Regions from separate parts of the Homo sapiens genome. Here region 2 is linked to region 1. Evidence: chromatin contacts called from ENCODE Hi-C or POLR2A ChIA-PET data. All regions are on one chromosome and are shown on one strand. The core of a region is the stretch at or near the end of the contact, and the rest is flanking DNA. Distances in the headings are between cores, read along the strand shown. Region 1 overlaps CLIC4 (chloride intracellular channel 4). Region 2 holds the start of PAFAH2 (platelet activating factor acetylhydrolase 2).

What was found. Hi-C counts contacts between places; a loop is a spot of excess contacts on that map. ChIA-PET counts read pairs that join two places held with the same protein, here RNA polymerase II (POLR2A).
Region 2: a loop to region 1 is called in a map with no recorded cell type, with 6 times the contacts of the local background. The contact joins the promoter of PAFAH2 here to the enhancer-like site in region 1. A Hi-C loop is called at or near these places in 1 of 37 single-sample maps with no recorded cell type. POLR2A ChIA-PET finds 5 or more read pairs at or near these places in 1 of 52 experiments (activated T-cell).

What each region holds. Positions count from the first base shown.
Region 1 is chr1:24,767,007-24,772,427 of GRCh38, reverse strand. All of the region lies in intron 1 of CLIC4 (chloride intracellular channel 4), which reads right to left. Among named protein-coding and RNA genes, the nearest start is that of CLIC4, 24 kb to the right of the region's middle. Within about 2 kb of position 2,072, at least 8 of the 41 ENCODE cell types and tissues checked have a DNase peak (open chromatin) inside an H3K27ac peak, as active enhancers do.
Region 2 is chr1:25,994,689-26,000,855 of GRCh38, reverse strand. PAFAH2 (platelet activating factor acetylhydrolase 2) reads left to right here and starts at 2,793. Exons shown (of 11, transcript NM_000437.4): 1 at 2,793-2,831. RefSeq lists enhancers at 2,648-2,697, 2,708-2,797, 2,968-3,047.

The sequences.
Region 1 (5,421 bases), core at 823-3,322:
AATATTCAGAATTCTTGTCTATCTTCTTTGCTGGCCTAAAACTTCAAATATCTGAAGAGTATAACATAGCAGGATGTTTCTTACTGAAATATTTTACTTCGGATTTCAATGCACAGGTTACTCAAATATGATGAAGGAAAATTCTATAAATTTGACTGGCTTTAAAAAAAAAAGAAGAAGAAGAATGGTTCTGTGTCTGCTTTATTTTAGATACAACAAACAAAATCTTTCCTTAAACTTTCTTTCAGGAGCTCACCTGGGAAATAAAATATATTCTTTCGGGTCAAAGAATTCACTCCTGAAATATTTTTTCTTTCTTTGGCAAACTGCCTCCATTATCATGAAGAATTTGTATTGGCTCTATTTTTGTTATCTAATAGATTGCTTCTAATTATGAGAATTTAATTCTCTGGATCTGACGTTGGAATCTCAGGGCTCAACTTTCTGCCTAAGCCTAAGCTTAAGCCAAGCCTAAGGCTACCTTGGCATATAAAATAATACAAACTGGACTGAACATCACCTCCAAGAAATACACCCACTTGACAGATGAGGTAGCAGATCAATTAGGATACACATAGGACTTGAACCTGGCCTTCCAGTTACATAATATTCTAGTTCTCTAAACCAATCTGTTAGGTTTAGACCAATAGCTATATAGTGAGTAGCTAGTTACAAAACCCCAATTACATGTCTCAAGTTCAATAACTGAATACTACTTTTAACTCTGGTATTTTACTATGAGGTAATATAGAACACAATAACAGAAAATATTTAATATATTCTCTCTTACATGCTTATATTCCTATACTATGCACACCAATTTGCCAAAAAACACTAATAAATGCTTACTGAATTAATGAATTATCTCCTATATATAAAGGTTTGTGGTAGGGGGTAGATATAAAAGATGAAGAAAATAGTCCCTTAGTCTTTAGAAGAACATAATAATTTTTTAAATTTAAAATATAAAAAGAAGAAAAAAGAAAATAATCCCTTATCCTTGATCTCCTGGAATTTACATTCTAGCCTGGAACAAAAATGTAATTAAAGGTGATTCAGATGAGTGGCAGAATATAAAAATGCACAAACTGCCCCAAACAGTAGGAAAGAGTAGTTCTGCTAAGGGAACAACATGGTCAGAGAAGGATTCAGAACAGATTCCAACTTAGGCTTGGAGAACATTTAGTTTCATGAACTGATCCCTAAAACCCCGAAATATGTTAAGCTAAACTTTTTACACAATTAGTTGTATTCCAAAGTATTTATAGTAAGATGCGCCACAGATGTGTGTATATAGTTCTTCTCTTCAGAAGCATAGCACGTTCGTAAGGGCTTGAGTGTTTAGGAATGCTTGCAAAGGGCTCTAAGAAGGAACACAAGAGTTGGAAATAATTATTGTAAGAATGCTTTGGGGGACTTTTCAAAGTCCTTATTTGAGAAGGACATGTGCTGTGACCAGAAGCAGATTTATTCCATCATTCCGTTCTATTACAATCTCTCTAACCAGCCAATCAGAAGAAATCCTATTACCATTTAGCCATACTGAGATCTGCTTTAATGGTTAAAAATGGAATAAACCAAGAAAATACTAAGTAAAACACGTTTCTTACAACTTACAAAGATGAGTCCAGCCTCACAGTAAAAATATGTGACAAAGACTCAAGGATAAAACCAACTCAAAAAACAAAAAAAAAAGAAGAAGAATTGGTGTGAGGAAAATGACAAGGTCAAGAAATTAAAGAAGCTAATTTATTTATAACCTCCCCTCAAAGGGAGGCATAAGTGACTATGCTTCATATACAAAGCAACTTTTTAAAAATTTGTGTGCTTGTTTTACAGAAAGATTCCTTATAATTTTTTTATTCTTTTTTTAAAGAAGCAAAGGCAGGCAGACTATAAGACTAATCAGTTTGGTAAGTGAGCCAAAAGCAAGGGGGGAAAAAACAGATCCAAAAGCACTGGCTGATCTCATTAGCTTTGCTTAAGAAACTTTATAGATGTGACTTCACTCCTGGATTACACGTCTATATTTAGTTTATACCTAATATGGATAAAGTCTTGAACCAACAGTCATTTCCTCTCTCCACAAAAAGAAACTTCCTTGCCTTTTTTTTTTTTTTCTACCAACCTCTGAAGGGGGAGGAAGGGAGAAAGGGAGAGGGCAGAAAGAAAAGAACTCACAGAAAAATAATTAACAAATTAGTATATGATTTTTGTTAAACTTGAACCATTTAGACATTTCTCAATTGGAAAACAATCCTAAAATCAAAATATGTGAGGCCAAGCACAATGGCTCATGCCTGTAATGGGAGGCCAAAGTGGGAGGATAACTTGAGTCCAGGAGTTCAAGACCATCTTAGGCAACACAGTGAGACCTCATCTCCACAAAAAAATTAATTTAAAAAAAATTAGCTGGGCATGGTGGCACTGCAAGTCCCAGCTACTCAGGGAGCTAAAGGAGGAGGATCACTTGAGCCCAGGAGGTCAAGGTGGCAGTGACCTGTGATGACACCACTGCACTCCATCCTGGGCAACAGTGAAACTCTGCCTTAAAAAAAAAAAAGACATTCAAGTCAGGTTCCTTAACAAGTTTATAAATAAACCCTCTAAAGTGCTTTATAAAATACTAATTAACCAGGCCCCCAAAATGCAACGAGGTGAGGTAATGGAAATTTTAGTTGCCTTTCAAATTTTACCAAGAGAACTGAAAGCAACCAAAGTCATCTAATGAACCATCTAGGCTCACTAGTTGTTAGTATGTTTTAGAAATATCCTTAAATATTCTCAGAATTTTTTTTTCAGGGTGACTGAAAACAGAACATAAGAAATTCTGTTAGGAAAGCATTCAAGTTTCAAATAAATAGAGAAAAATAACATAAACAAAGTTATTGATTCAGGTTCTGAAATCCCAAAGACGTTAGTACAAATCACAGTACTGCTACTTACTGGCCCTGCAACCATACCCAAACAATGATCTCTCTAATTCTCATGTGTTAAACAGTATTGATAGCACCTATTTCAAAGTTTATATGAGGATTAAATTAGCTAACACATGCAAACGGCTGGCACACTGTGCCTGGCCCATAGTAAGCACCCAATGCTATCTATTACCTCATGACCATTATTCTGGCTTTAGTAGGGAAACAAAAACTTACTGATCATTTTTTATATATCTGTTTATTCTGTATAGTGATAAATTAAGTAGCTTCAGAAAACTTATAACATTATTATAAAATAAAGATTTTAAAGTCACTTCATGATTCTTACATTATGTTTTTTTGTTTGTTTTCTTTTGTTTTGAGACAGAGTCTCACTCTGCCACCCAGGCTGGAGTGGAGTGGTGCAATCAGAGTGGCTCACTACAGCCTCAATCTCCTGCTTCAGCCCCACTAGTAGCTGAGACCACAGGCATGTGCCACCATGCCCCGCTATTTTTAATTATCATTAAATAAATGATAGAGATTATATCTACCAATTACAGACATGCTAAAGTTTTCTTTCTTTTTCTTTTTTTTTTTTTTTTTGGTGAGGCAGAGTCTCACTCTGTCGCCCAGGCTGGAGTGCAGTGGCACAATCTCGGCTCACTGCAACCTCCACCTCCTGGGTTCAAGTGATTCTTCTGCCTTAGCCTCCCGAGTAGCTGGGACTACAGGCACATGCCACCATGCCTCCTAATTTTTGTATTATGAGTAGAGATGGGGTTTCACCATCTTGGCCAGGCTGGTCTCGAACTCCTGACTGACCGCCTCAGCCTCCCAAAGTACAGGGATTACAGGCGTGAGCCACCGCACCCGGCCGACATGTTAATGTTTTAAGCTTTATCATCTCATTGTGGTATAAGATGAAAAAGTCTAAAAACAATAATCTTAGATAGAGTCTAGAAAAATTAGAAGACTTCATTTTTACTCCTTAAAAATTACTAAATATAAAACCTGTAGATCTACACTATCTCAACTTCTTCCAGACAAATTAAATAAAAAGAGCTTAATCTCTTCTCTTTAAGAGAAATGTAGATGTGTTAAAAATATAAGCACGTCTACATTTCCTTTAAAGAAAGCATTAGATAAAGGCTAGTTAATATATGACCTGTTCAGTTGTAAAGGTGAATACCACAAAAATCAAGAAATAGTGAAATTTGGTAGCACAGGAAGCCAAAATCCATAATTCAAAAGTACTTTTACCCAGCACTTTGGGACGCCACCACAAGGGGATTACTTGAGTTCAGGAATTTGGGACCAGCCTGGGCAACATGGCAAGATCCCCATATCTTAAAAAAATGAAAATTTTGGCTGGGCGTGGTGGCTCATACCTGTAATCCCAACACTTTGGGAGGCCAAGGAGGGCGGATCACCTCATGTCAGGAGTCCGAGATCAGCCTGACCAACATGGAGAAATCCCGTCTCTACTAAAAATACAAAAATTAGCCAAGCGTGGTGGCAAGCGCCTGTAATCCCAGCTACCCGGGAGGCTGAGGCAGAACTGCTTGAACCTGGGAGGCAGAGGTTGTAGTTAGCCGAGATCATGCCACTGCACTCCAGCCTGGGCGACAGAGCGGAACTCCATGCCAAAAAAAATATATATATATATAATTTTAATTAAAAATTTTTAATTAAGAGTATTTGTACAGAACCAATAAGATCCTATGTCATAGATTATTCCTCTTTACTTTTGCACTTTCACATTAACAAAAAAGAGAGAGAGGAAAAAAAGAAAAACATTCTCACTACTAATGGACTCTCAAGCTTTAGCTACAAGTCCAGCAAGAGCTGCTGAGGCCGATGGACTAAGATGGCAGAGTCCAATCTGACTGTCCTTTAGTTACCTAGTAAGTGTCAACAGGATCAGGGTTCACTGAAGTTAATTCAAGAGCAAACTCAAGCTTAACCTTGAACTTTTTTTGTACTAACCCTGCTCTTTTGATAAAGAATGAAAAGTTCCCACCTGGTGGTAGTGGCAGTCTGGCAGATGCTTCTAATCCTGAAGGTTGAAACCACATATGGTATATTGAATATAATAAACTAACCATAGGCCAAGCCAACATGGTCTTAATTCTGCATTCCTAAAGGCAAAATAGTAAGCAAACAAGGCTTACTATGAGTTAGACTCTAAGGGCTTTTCTTATATTAACTCTTATAATCTTTACAAAAGCCCAAGATTACCCCAGTGGGGACACCAAGGCAACTAGTGAAGGGTAGAACTAGGATTCAAACACAGGCCACATGGCTCGGGAGTCCACACTCTTAGCCACTACATCAAGCTTGTCCAACCTGAGGTCCGTGGGCCACATGTGGCCCAGGACCACTTTGAATGAAGCCCAACACAAATCCATAAACTTTCTTAAAACATTATAAGGTTTTTTTGGTTTTTCTTTTCTTTTTCTTTTTTTTTTTTTTTTTTTTTTTTAGCTCATCAGCTATTGTT
Region 2 (6,167 bases), core at 1,544-4,043, 1.2 Mb before region 1:
TGTAAATTCTTTCTTCCACCTTCCTACAGAAATGCACCCCCTTTGCCCTTATTTCCCCATTGCCTGCCTTCTCTCTTGCTGCAATGAATAATTAATACAACTTCTTTAATACAGGTGTGTTTCCGGTGGTCTTTGACTGGAATGGCATCGACACAAGTATCAGCTATCAGTGAGCATAAAATGTTATTATCAAAGTTAAAAAATGTTGCTTCTCAAAACTAGTTGATGATAAGAGACGGAAAGTAGTTGTTCCTTCTGGAGGATGGGTGGGGGTGATTGATTACAACTGAGAAGCCAACCTTTCAGGATATTGGAAACGTCCTACATTTTGAAGTAAATGGTAGTTATAGCAAATGTTTTTAAGAAGTTAAGCTGTATACTTTAGTGCCCATTACATACTTTATTGTATACCTATTCTACCTTTATTTTAAAAGTTTTGTCCACTGGTGGTGCGTGGTGGCTCACACCTGTAATCCCAGCACTTTGGAAGGCCAAGGTGGGCAGATTACTTGAGGCCAGGAGTCCAAGATCAGCCTGGCCAACATGATGAAAACCCATCTCTACTAAAAATACAAAAATTAGCCAGGTGTGGTAATGTGCCTGTAATCCCAGCTACTATGGAGGCTGAGATGGGAGAACTGCTTGAACCCAGGAGGCGGAGGCTGCGGTGAGCTGAGATCCCGCCACTGGGCCACAGAGCGAGACTCTGTCCCCCCCGCCCCCCTAAAAAAAAGGAAATCCAAAGCTGGTCACCCAAATACCAACTTGAAGCAATTTAGCAACAAAGTAAAGGCCAGAGTTGGGATGGTAGCTGATAGATTTGAAGGGAACTTTGGGCTACTGGAGGATGAGATCTATGATGAAAATGCTGGAAAATCAACCATTTGCTTAAAAAGGTAAAGGCATTTGGGTTGTTTATCCTAGAAAAGACCGGATTGGAAGGAAGTATAGTTAAACTCAACTGTTTTATTTTGCAACAGGGAAGAATCTGATTGTGCCCAAGGAAGAGCTTCCTAACTGTGACAAAGGAGGTAAAGGAGGTGGTGACATGCCCATCCCTGGGAAATTTTAAACTCAGCTGGCCAGCAAATGGCTCCAGCATGGCCTGGTCTGGGAGTAGGAGACTGAAAGAAATGACCTCCAGCTGTCCCTCTCATGACCAAGGACCTCTGGCTTGTCGTGAGTGTTCTGGCCAGCTGCACAGCACGGATTAATGGGCCAAAGGGAGCCGCTCTCTGATCTGCGCTAAGCTTTTCAGGTTCTGTGGCCACCGCCATCAGCCACAGATTTAATGAGATCCGAGGCTTAATTACCACAGTGCAGGGCTGCCAGCACTCTCTCCTGATGACTTTATCTTGGCTCCTGGAAGGATGGGGGTGACAACAGTGTGTCGGCAGGAGAGGAGAGCCTAAAGCAGGGACTCTGGACCCTGGTGTTTCGGGGGGATGTGGGCTGCAAGAGTAGGGTGGAGGGGGCGACTGCAGGACTCAGTACCTGACCTCAAAGAGCTCACAATGTGTCAAGAGTTAAGACCTCTAATACAGGAGATACCCAAGGCAGTGTGAGTCGACTCACATGTGCGAGGCACACACAGATGTCGGCGGAAACTTTGGAGGCATGAACAAAGCTCCCAGAGGAGGGGCGCTGAAGGGTGGGGGGTGGGGCGTGGGGGAGTGCAGGTTGGAGAAGACCTTGAATGTCAGGCTAAGCAGTTGGGACTTCACTTCATAGGTAGTAGAGGGCCGTTGAACGTTTTTGAGCTGCCTGAACGATCCAAATTTCCTATAGAAGTTTACAGAACTCCTGAGGATGGGCTCTGCCTAACGCCCACTCCCCCGAGAATACTCTCCTTCCATCCCTCACACTTAGCTGCAGCCAGCACTGAACTTAATGCCATACTCTGAAACGTCCTTCACAGTCTCTGTACTCCTGGCTACGTTCTTTCCTTATATCGGGTCTCAATGTTAACAAACATCACTCCCTCTAAAAAGCCTTGCGGACACCGCCCTTTTCCCCCAAGCCTGGCCAGAGGCCCCTTTTCAAGGCTCCCACGCTTGCTGTGTCTCCCCATGAGATCACGGCTCTGTGCTGTCATTATTCATTTGTCTGAATTCTCTGCTAGACTGTGATTCTGTTGAGGCTAGGAGCGGTATCTTGTCCATCAGTGTCGCTAAGAACCAGCATTAGACAGTAATGTGGGATGGATGCGGCCCAGCAGATTACTCGGGTTCCTCCCCTTTCTCTGCCAGGGAGTCTTTTGAGGACAATGGAAAATCACAGGTGTCAACAGATGCAGGCTGGTAGGGAATGTCCCCTTAATTTGAATGATCAGTCTATTATTCTTACAGGAAGCAAAGTGTGCAGAAGACACAAAACAAACTCCAACCTCCTCCCACCTCCTTGAGAATAAAGCGAAGCGGGGACCATTTCTAGGCACGCCTGAGGACTATTTGAGGAGGGTGAGGCGGAGGGTTACGCACGGGACTAAGGCAAAACCCTCCGCTCGAGAGCAGAAATCGCGGCGGCACCTCTTCAGGCCACCAGGGGGAGGAATCACACCGCATCCCAGGCCTTGGGCGGTTTCGCACGACCACGCGGGGCTGGACGGTCGCGTAGAACTCTGGGAGGTGTAGTTTTAGAGTTGTAATGCGCAATCTCGCGCACTGTACATCGGGAATTGTAGTTCTAGATTGAGGAACGAGAAGTGCTTCCAAGCGTCCATTTTGAGCCTTGGAAACTACGACGACCAAAGGGCCACGGGTTCATGGGTCGTTTCTCATTTCCGTCGAGTTAAACGTCTGGGGCTGCTTCTGAGGAATCAGCTTGACTGGGTAAGTTTGATTGGAGAAAACACCTATATCTCAATTGAGCTTCCTGCAGACTTTTGTATTCTGGCCCGGTTTGGGGCCTCGGCGTCTCTCAGTCATAGGAATTGCACATTAATCTTCGTCCTTTACGTTTCCTATTCAGACACCTGTAGCCACCCGCTCCCTTGACCCTCCCACGGTCGCCTCGCACTTTTAACGGCCAGTGCCCCTGGAATCCCCACTGAGCTCCCGTCCCAGGACCCAGCCCCCGCAGCCCCACCTTGGACCCCACAGCCCTACCCTGATTCCTCGGCCCTACCTTCACCCTGCAGCCTCACATCCCTGAACCCCGGGCTTCTTTATGCTCCTCCACCCTTTGTGTACTTTACTCTTACTCTCAGTTTTCTGTTTTTCATGGCGGTGGAAGAAGGGTCCCCATTCCTTCTTTCCGATCCGCGATTACCCTGGACTCGAAGTCAGCAGACCCGGTTCTAGGCCAGCTCTGCCTCTCACCCTCTGTGACCTTGGGCAAATCATACAACTCTGGGACTCAGTTTCTTCCTCTCTAAAACGGAGATGACTGTTGCTCCATCAGTCTCAGGTGAGGAGTGTTGAGGAGCCAACAAGCTAGTATGTGTGAAGATGCCTTGTAAACTGTAAGACCTTCACAAGAGACAGAGATTATTTTTATCACAATTATTAATGCTCTGGAACACTCTTATCAGGCCTCTTCTCTAGCTCTGCCACCTTGTTGCTCAATCTCATCCCTCGAGTGCTTGGTGTCTTCATTGTCTACGAGCTGGATGATATTTCCTCACTTCCTCCAGAGACCAAAGGTCAGGCCAATGAGCTTTTAGTCTTCAGAGAGCTTTGTCTGAAAGGAAGCACAAGAGAAGTGCTTATCTTGGACTGTATCTTGAAATAGCCAGTGATGAAAGTGTCACACAGCTGGCAGAGCAGCAGTCCTCTGCTCACCAGAAACAGGGTCCCAGCAGGAGAGGACAGCTGCAACCTAAGCCCCATCCATTCCCTCTGGGCTCCTCTGGGCCTGTTCAGTAGACACTGGCTTTGGTAGGGGTGTCTGAGGCCTGAAAAGGCTGCTGGGAAAGAATCTGTTTTGCCAAAGGGCTTAATCCAGGAAAAATGAGAGACCTTGGCTAGGAAAGAGAGACATAGCATTGTTAATTAGTTCCTAACATTTTATAAGCACTGAAAATGCACCAGGCCCTAGGCAATATTTTCACTTACGAAGTATCCATTTTACGTATAAGGAACTTGAGAGGCATGTAGTTAAAATAATTATAGTTGCCTCCTATGGTTATAGTACCTTCTATCCATCGAGTGCTTTACATGCATTATTTAATCCTCATCAACAATCTCGTGAGTAGTTACTATTTCTTTTTTTTTGAGATGGAGTCTCGCTCTGTCGCCCAGGCTAGAGTGCAGTAGCGCGATCTCGGCTCACTGCAAGCTCCGCCTCCCGGGTTCACGCCATTCTCCTGCTTCAGCCTCCCAAGTAGCTGGGACTACAGGCGCCCGCCACCAGGCCCAGCTAATATTTTGTATTTTTTTTAGTACAGACAGGGTTTCACCGTGTTAGCCAGGATGGTCTCGATCTCCTGACCTCCTGATCCGCCCGCCTCGGCCTCCCACCGCGCCCGGCCCATAGTTACTATTTCTTTTTGAGACAAGACCTCGCTCTGTCACCCAGGCCGAAGTGCAGTGGCACAATCTTGGTTCACTGTGGCCTCCGGCTCCCAAGCCCCAGCAATCCTCCTACCTCAGCCTCCTGAGTAACTGGGACTGCAGTTGCATACCACCACATCCAGCTAATTTTTTTTTTTTTTAATTTTTTTATAGAGACAGGATTTTGCCATGTTGCCCAGGCTGGTCTTGAACTCCTGGGCTGAAGCAATCCTTCCCATTTGATCTCCCAAAGTTCTGGGATTATAGGCATGAGCCACTGCGTCTGGCCATAGTTATTATTTCTGTTGTGAGAATAAATTATCAGAAGCTTAGAGTTTGAGGAACTTGTTCAAGATCACACAGCTAATAAGTGACAGGGGTAGAATTCAGAGTCATCAAAACCTTTGTCCCCCATTATTTCATATAGCCTTATTTTTAGATCAAAAACAAAGATTAAAGAAGACTTGAGATGGGTTTAAATCATAGCCAAATGAAGGAACATTTATTGAGTCCCAACTATATGGGGAAAGCATGCAGATAGACAGTTTGGTCTACAAAAAAATATAAAACCCAATCTTTACCCCCGGAGTAGATCTGAAGAGATGAGGCATAAGTGTGCCAAAAATTAAATAGTATTCATTGGATAAATTAATTATTGAGACCAGCTATATGCAGGGCACTACATTAAGTCTAGTGATAGGAACATGCTTCTGGGTGGCCATGGGGATTATAGCAAGTGAAATCGTAGTCGTGAAAATGTGGACCAGAACACAGTATATACTCAGTAAGCGTCTGCTGCATGCATACGTGTCTGAATGAAAGAAAAGTTCATCCAGAGACATTTCTAATCAAAGTCTAGACCAGAGGTTCTCAAACTTTGCTGATCAGAAACACCTGGGAAGCTTTTACAAACGAATTGATCACTAGAAATAGGGGCCCCCAGAATATACATTTTTGAAAAGCTTCCCAGGTGATTGTGACAATAGGTTCAGGAACCTAAGATCTAGATTCTCTATGGACCACTGTTGCAGGCAAGTCACTGGTTGAAAACTGCTAGAATAGGTGTTAATCCAAGAGCTGCCCTAAAGTAGTCTAAGATTGGTTACCAGATAATGGATGTGGACAGTGATCAGAGATGATAGGAGGAAAGGTTGGAAGGACCTGGGAAAGCTTCACAGAGGACTAGAGATTTCACTGGGCCTCAGTGGATGGAGAGGCTTCTGGACAGGTACTACCATGAACTATTTAGACAAAGTGAGCAAAAGAAGGTAGAGACACATAGACTGATTTCCTTGGAAAATTCCATGACTTTTATTAGAAATGACTCTGGATGCTTTGTGTAAATGTCTCTTTGGCAAAATTTGCAACTCAGATTGGATTTTTCCATCTCTCCATCCTATTTGGACATCAGTCAATGTGAGTCCAGGAAATAAAGATTCATTTGCGTGTTAGCTTCACTCTGGCCAATTAGCTTCTGTAATTTTTATTTCCAAACAATTTAGTTGATGATCTTCCCAGAAACTTTCCAGGAGCACCAGAGAGTTCTGCTGTCTTCTGTTTGGCCATTTCCAAGTCCGCTTATCCTGATTCCTATCCCAAGTGCTGTTCTCTATGCAGAGTGAGACAAAAATCTGTTCCCATAAGAAGCTTAAGGACTATTGTCCTGGTTCCCCA